Regions from separate parts of the Mus musculus genome. Here all the other regions are linked to region 3. Evidence: chromatin loops called from intact Hi-C (ENCODE). Cell type or tissue: heart. All regions are shown on one strand.

Region 1 (2,500 bases), 260 kb before region 3:
TCTGTGGAACTTAGTTATTCCTTTGACATCCTGATAGCTGGAATTGGCATAACATCATTGTGATACCCAGGCTAGTGCTTTTTGTCCCTGGATGCTGACATTGTCTGGTTTTGGTACATTGCATTGTTATATGGTAGATTAAGCACCTTTGCTTTATGAAAAATTGAGTGACATCTTAGACTAGCAACTAAGCAATGCAAACCCTCTGGATACCTTAAAAGGTCATTTGGGAAAATGAGTTGCTGTTTGGGGCATACACTCAATTCACAGGTATTTGAGAATCAGAGGTTGAAAGGACCTTCTGAGTCAATGCCTTGGGGTTACCATCCCTTCCTCCCATCTTTTGTATTTAGCAGATACTCAGTAAATGTTCTTCGAATTGCAGAAACAATAAACAAGGGCCTGATGAAGAAGGTCCAATATGGCCCACCCATGTTGCATCCACAGGCAGGTGATTAAGCAATTGGGCTGTCCCAGCCAGGCTTCAGTTACCTTTTCCAAGCCTTGGTCCAGGAGAACTTTCTCTTGACTTTGACTTTGGCGATGACAAGTGGCCCACCAGTGTATACTGCTCTGGCACTTTATAAAGCTTCTCCGAGCCCCCCCGGGCCCTGTCCTCTTGCATAGCCAGCAGGGAGCGCTCAGACAATACTGGGGAGTTGTTGTCATAAGGGGAGATGTCTCCACTGGAGGCTTTGTTGGAATCTGTAGATGAATGCCTCCCTCCCATGGAAAAGGAAACTTCCGTCTGAAGTATGTCAGGGCTCCTGGCATAAGATAATACAGGTGTGTAAGTATGATCAGATTCAGATATTACACAATTGCCAATGGAATATTTCGAAGACATGGACATGGAGGCTGAAATAAAAAGACCTTTTGAGCAATGGTCCAACAAACACATCCTTACCAGTAATGCGAAAGCATTTTCCATAAAATGATCACAAGATGGCAGGAAAACACAACAAATGTAACAAGACGTGGCAGCTGGTGAAGGATGTGACAGAGGAGAAAATCAAGTTCTGCTGTAGTTGCCAGTGTTAAACCAGCAGAGAGCAGTAAATCCACACAAATGTCATAAAGCATGGGTCAACTGGAAGGGAGATGAACCCACACATGCCTGTGTTCCACAATGCTGCCCACTGGCAGAGAGGAGTAAAACCTAAGAGGTTTAACGAAAACAGGACGTAAATACAGATGGATCCCTGTCACCACCTTGCATTGCTGGAGTGCCTCATGGACTGATGCCTGATTATATTTAAAGGTGAAAGCCTTGGGGGCGGGGGTCACTATTAAGCAAGGAAAAGAAAACGATGACTTTTTTTTTTCCTTCCTCAGTCTTCTGAATTAAAACTAATCTAGACTAGACAGGGACAATTCTGAGTTAAAGGAAATTTGGGGACTAAAATGGAGCAGAGGCTGTAGGAAAGGCCATCCAGAGACTGCCCTACTGTGTGATCCATTCCATTTGAAAACACCAAACCCCAATACTATTGCTATTGCCAAGATGTGCTTGCAGATAAGAGCCTGGTGTGGCTGTCCTCTGAGAGGCTCTACCAGCACCTAAGACATACAGATGCTCACAGCCAACCACTGCACTGAACCTAGAGACCCCAGTGGAAAAGTTAGAGGAAGGACTGAAGGAGCTGAAGGGGAGCCCCATAGGAAGAACAACAGTATCAACTAACCAGACCCCTCAGAGCTCCCAGGGACTGAACCACCAACTAAAACGTATACATTGGCAGTCCATGGCTCCTGCTACATATGTATCAGGGGACTGCCTTATCTGGCATCAGTGGGAGGGGAGGTGCTTGGTCCTGTGGAGGCTTGATGCCCCAGAGAGGGGGGATGCTAGAGGGTTGAGGTAGAAGTAGGTGTGTGGGCAAAGGGGAGGGGGAGGGGTGGGAGATATGTGGAGGAAAGACCAGAAAGGCAGATAACATTTGAAATGTAAACAAATAAAATGATTAATAAAGGAATAAAAATAAAAGTCTCCCCCTAAAATAATAAACCCAACTTACAGTTCATTGTTGCTTTGGGGTAAACTTTTCTTTTCCCTCTGTACACTTAGCAAATTAATTTATACTTCCTGTGATGAAGACAATGGTGCTACGGGTGGAAATATCTATGTATGAAGAGGTGGCTAAACTGGTAAATAAATTAGTTTATTAAAGACCCGAGTGTATGTAAATACATAGAACATGAAGTTGCAAGGCATTGTTTTGCTGTGTAAACTATAGCATTATCTCACATACCATTAGCATCCATACTTATGAGTTGTCATAGCAACAGAAATAACAGAAAATGTAAATGAAGCAGGAAAATGAGAATACCAGGAATGTCAGGACTGGGCAAAGTCTTACCTGGAAACATCTTTATTTTCTACCTTCCTCAAAACAGTGACCCTGACATCTTAAAGGGAAATGATCAAAGGTTGATTAAATGTTTCACAATGTGCTTCTGCCTCCCCACACCCTTACCCAATTTGCTTCTCTTTACTGGT
Region 2 (2,500 bases), 99 kb after region 3:
CTAGCAATATTTTCCTCAGGAGGACCCCTCAAGTATTTAGGCAAATGTTCAAACCTATATTTTCCACAGGACACAGAGTGTCAACAAGTAAACTTGTCTGATAAAGAAATACAACGTACTTGTGTTGTAAATACTGTAAGCGGCCTAGAAGTGATGACTTGGTAGGTAAAAGCCCTTTATGGGCAAGCATAAGAATCTGAATTTAGGGCATTCTAAATTCAGAATTTCTTTAATGCCTGGTTTAGCCTTCTTTTGTATACAGAAAGCTTCCACTTTTGTCAGCAGGTAGGTAGGTCGGTAAGTCTATAGGTTGGTAGGTTGGTCAGTCGGTAGGTAGGTAGGTAGGTTATTTGTTTTTAAGACAAATTGCAAATTCCCAAATGCCCACAGGAAAAGCTGAGCATGGATATGAATGCTGCAATCCCAGGACTGTGTGGATTCCGATAGCTCTAGCTAACCAGCATAGCCTAACTTATAAGCTTCAGATTCAATGAGAGACCCTGTCTTCAGGCAACAAGGCATAAAGCTATAATTGACATGTCTCTCTAGCCTCTGCATGTGGGCACATGAATGTGCACCCAAAAATCATGCATGAATATCACAGAGAGAGAGGGGGAGAGAGAGAGAGAGGGAGAGAGAGAGAGAGAGAGAGAGAGAGAGAGAGAGAGAAAATATGACGTTGTGAAAGCACAATATGGGCCATGCAGACAGGTATAAAAATTTGTTCTAGGCTTGGACAAGCAAAACAAATTCCCAAAGAAGTAGAGAACTTGTTGAATATAAAGAAAACTTGAGAGTTTTGGGTAGTTAGAAAGAGAATAAGTAAAGGGACAGTGGGGGAGGAGGGGACAACAGGGCAGCACTGTCCTCTGGAAATTCAAGTCAAGCCTTACTACCTACCATGCTGTTTGAATGTCAATTACAGCCCAGCTATGCTACATTTAGGCAATCTGTAATAGGTTATTGGAAAAATGAGTATGTAACATTCATCCCAGAGTCTCTGAATCAAGTACTAGAACATATTAGTGAATTGATGTCCAATGAATGAATGAATGAATCCACAACTTTCCCAAACATTTTTCTACATTTAGTCCTTTGTCATGTTTAAAAGAGGAAGGTCTAGTAGTATTGCATCAATATCACAGATCTATCAATTTGCCTGCAGAGTGAATTTGCAAGGACATTCTAAATTCAGGATTTCTTTAACGCCTTGTTTTGCCCTCTTTTGTATACAGGAAGCTTTCATTTTGGTCAACAAGTACGTAGGTAGGTAGTCAGGTAGGTTATTTATTTTTAAGGCGAAGTGCAAACATGCCATTTCTTGTATGAGCCCTTGCTGCCCTCTGCTGGCAAGGTGAGTGGAATAAGAAGCAAAAAAAAAAAAAAGGGGGGGGGGGCTTTTTGTAGTTGTCAAAATCTCTGGATGAACTTTCCTCAGTTTCACTTCATTTCAAGGTTCGTGTATTTTTAACTCTAATATTTCTTTCTTAATCCTGGACTGCATCACATGCTAAATATCAATATTTGAAATTTGCTTCTTTAAAATTCATTACAGCGGCCAGAGAGATGACTCAACAGATAAAAGGTACTTGCTGTAGAACGTAACAACCTGAGTTCAGCCTCCATGACTCCACCCTGTGGATCTCACCTGCTACTTGTCTTCTGACCTCTACATATGAACTAGTGTTCATATGCACCCACATACACATTGGTGTGCATGCACGCACATATACACTATAAACAAAATACTTTAATTTTTGGTTCATACTATATTAAGCATTGAGCTTTATCCTGGCATTGCAATCGTTAAAGTCAGGTGCATCTACACAGTCTGGACCTAGGTCCCCTGCACATATGTAGCAGATGTGCAGCTTGGTCTTCATGTAGGTCCTGCACAACTGGAGTGGGGACTGTCCCTAAAACTGTTACCTGACTTCATAATCCATTCCCCAACAGGGCTGCCTTGTCTGGCCTCAGTGGAAGAGAATGTGCCTAGCCCTATAGAGACTTGATGTGTCAGGGTCAGGGATACCCAGGGTGGGGCTCCACCCTCTCAGAGGAGAAGGGGAAGGGGGATGGAGGGAGGGACTGTGAGAGAGGCAACTGGGATGGACTACAACAATCAGAATATAAAGTGAATAAATAAAAGAACAAAAGCCAGGTGCATCTAAAATGAGAGGCGGACAAACTTGATCTTGCTCTAATTGACACACATATGTGTGTATATATATATATATATACATACACACATATGTACATATGTGTATATATTGGACAGAGTCCCCTCTGTGGGTCAGGATGACCTGACGCTTACAGAAATCCCCTACCTTGACCTGCTGGGTACAGTATTCTAACACTTAATCCTCCTTGTGCGCTCCCTTAAGCAGCAAAAGCAGAATCTAATACTACGCACCCCTCCAGGATTGTACCCATGCTCTCCCTTGAGAAAGTTAGTTCCAACCAAGAACAGCACTGAGGCAATAAGATCCCTAAACTAATC
Region 3 (2,500 bases):
TTGTTCCTTGAACCTTGGCTTTGGAAAGAAACTTAACAATTTCCTAGCTCAGAGCCTCCCCTTTCCATTGGAGGAAAGTGGCATTCGAGACATACTCGATTTGCCCTGATGGCTGATCCAGGACCAGCTCAGGAAGCTTCTGAACCTCTGAGCCTACCGCTCATATCCACATCAAATCCTTCCTTTAAATAAAAAATATATGTAGTTTTAATATAGAAAGTGGATTGGGAAGATGTGAATTCTAGACAGCTAACTGCCTTTGCCTTACTATGAATATTGATTTTGTTTTACTTGTCAGCTCTCTGTCTTGTCTGTATCTCTCCAGTTTTTTGTTTGTTTGTTTGTTTGTTTGTTTTAATTGGCAGTCAAATGCTCGATCTCAACAGTGAAAAGCATGTCAGGAAAAGCTCAGTAAAGTAGCAGAGAGCAGAACAACAGTGATGTTTCACCTCAAAACTACTGATTTTCAAAATTGAAAATAAAATATCCAAAACCTGCTGCCTGTCCCCCTCCTGGCAATCTTCAGAAGTAGTGCTCATTCGTCAAATACCTTTGTAATTCCCTCTTGCTTGCTTTCCTTCCTCTCCAAAAAAAAAAAAAAAAAAAAAAAAAAAAAAAATTAAGCTTAATCTAGAATCTTGTTTGGTTAGCCATTAACGTAAAACCTTGACTCCTTCAAAGGACACAAGCTCAATGAGATTTCTGTCTAGCACATATGCTGGGGTAGGTACCTACAGACCCTAGAACAATGTTCAGCACAAAATAAGTCCTCAATAAATATTTGTGGGACACTTAAGTCAACAGAGGGAAGAGAGATCACCGTGAGATAAAAGAAGACTCCAACAGAGGACTCGCTGGTATTAAGCAGATAGTTGGCAACCTTCTGTCCCTTTGCAAACTCCTAAGGAAATGCACAAACTCCTTCCAAGGAGTAAACTCGGTGCACTCAAAGCTCCCTGCGACATTTCTTCAGCAACTCCACTGTGTTCAGATCAGTGGGCAGCCTTTACTTCTTTTTAGCTCGATTCTAGTCCTTGCATTAAATCTGACCGAAGGCTAGCCACGCCCCAGAAGACCTACATTTTAGTCCTAAACAGCGAGGTAGTAAAGAGGTCCAGGCCCAGGTAGTGGACTAAGTGACCACTGCTCAAGTCACAGGAACAGGGACACTCAGCACACAGACTCTTACTCAGGGATTTTGAGAAGCATGGTTGACTTAGTTCTGGAGCAGGTGGCACTCCTGGGTGAGGTACCCGGCACACCCAATTCCCGAGCCCTGTTCCCAAGCCAAAAGACCTCTGAGAACAAGAATCCCATCACCTCCACACAGTATCCTTTTTGCCAGCCAAGTGGCGCCCCCTTTCGTCTCCTCGCCGGTCGGGACACTCACTTACCGCGTAGTGCAGACGGGGTTTCTCGCTGTAGGACGGGTCCCCCATGTCCCCTACTGGAGGAGCAGCAGGCTCTCCAGCTCAGCTTAGGGTCCTGGCGTCTATCAAGTGGTCCCCTTACTTCACTGCCATCTCAGAGAAAGCCCTGGGCGTCAGCCCTGCTGTGCTCTGAGCGCTCTGAGCCTGAGCTTGGCTCCTAGCGTAGCTGGCACTGAGTCCTGCGGCAGAGCCTGTGGGGACCGGGAGGAGGAGGCAGCGAGCAGGGGGGAGGGAGAGGAGGAGGAGGGAGCGGCCAAGTCTGATGAGATGGGCGGGCGTTTAATTCCTTCCGCTCCTGGCGGGCCCCTGCTGAGGCAGTGGCCGCTGCCAGCTGTTGGAGGCTGCAGTCACAGAGGTCGCCCAAGACAGGTGTCAGGCTGGCCAATGTCCCGCCACCTAGCACTCAGTTCCTCCCGCTGGCCCTGACAATCAACACTGGGGCTTCAATACCTGTAGAGAGAAGAGCTTTTCGAGAGATATTTTTGAGTAACTTTGAAGAAGCTGGGTTTCTGCCACTGGAAGGCGATTCCCACCCTTCTCAAGGGAGGGTGGAGTTGAAGGTTTTGGAAAGTCTTGATCTGAGTCTCAAAGTGCTGAGACTCTTCGAGATCTCAGGTGTTTGAGAAGGATGTAAGTATTACTGTCCCCCCAGGACCTGTTGAAGCTAGGAGATCCGGAAAGAGTGGTGGCTAAGGGAGCTTACACTAGCCAAGCAGTGTAGGGAAACCTGCTGAAGGGCTAGTCCTAGAGGATTTGTTACAACAGGAGTGAGTTCACACCCTAACTGGATCTGGGCATACACTGTAGGGTAGGTAAGCGGCAGCATTGAACAAGGAGTTATAAAGAGGATAACTAATGGCAAACACTGCCAGGTAAACCAACTCGTTTTTAGCACACACACTGGAGCTTCAAAATAACTCATACAATTGGCTTCTGCTGTAAAATCCCTCCATGGAAAGCTGTCCTTTAAAACACCTCATTAAAAAAAATGTCAGCAAGTTTCCTCAGAAAGAAATGCAGAAGAGGTATAGGGCATGGGGTAGGGTGGCAGAAGAATCTGGAGACTGTGT

The links. A loop is a pair of places that touch in the nucleus more often than their neighbours do. Peaks named below come from ENCODE experiments on the same cell type or tissue, not always from the same donor. Only the 100,000 strongest peaks of a DNase experiment are listed, where the experiment ranks them.
Region 1: it touches region 3 in a loop (4-fold over the local background); 10 of 42 quality-filtered maps call a loop at or near these places.
Region 2: a loop joins it to region 3, with 7 times the contacts of the local background. A loop is called at or near these places in 5 of 42 quality-filtered maps.

What each region holds. Positions count from the first base shown.
Region 1 is chrX:169,298,330-169,300,829 of GRCm38, reverse strand. It overlaps Arhgap6 (Rho GTPase activating protein 6), which reads right to left. Exons shown (of 13, transcript NM_009707.4): 11 at 493-767. Among named protein-coding and RNA genes, the nearest start is that of Hccs, 21 kb to the left of the region's middle. In heart, a CTCF peak has its summit at 1,035 (motif pointing right); no DNase peak of the experiment used is centred here.
Region 2 is chrX:168,936,983-168,939,482 of GRCm38, reverse strand. The region is part of intron 1 of Arhgap6 (Rho GTPase activating protein 6); the gene reads right to left. Among named protein-coding and RNA genes, the nearest start is that of Arhgap6, 140 kb to the right of the region's middle. In heart, a CTCF peak has its summit at 1,328 (motif pointing left); no DNase peak of the experiment used is centred here.
Region 3 is chrX:169,035,761-169,038,260 of GRCm38, reverse strand. The region is part of intron 1 of Arhgap6 (Rho GTPase activating protein 6); the gene reads right to left. Among named protein-coding and RNA genes, the nearest start is that of Amelx, 150 kb to the left of the region's middle. In heart, a CTCF peak has its summit at 1,387; a DNase peak (open chromatin) is centred at 1,550; H3K4me3 peaks cover 1,246 bases; H3K27ac peaks cover 336 bases.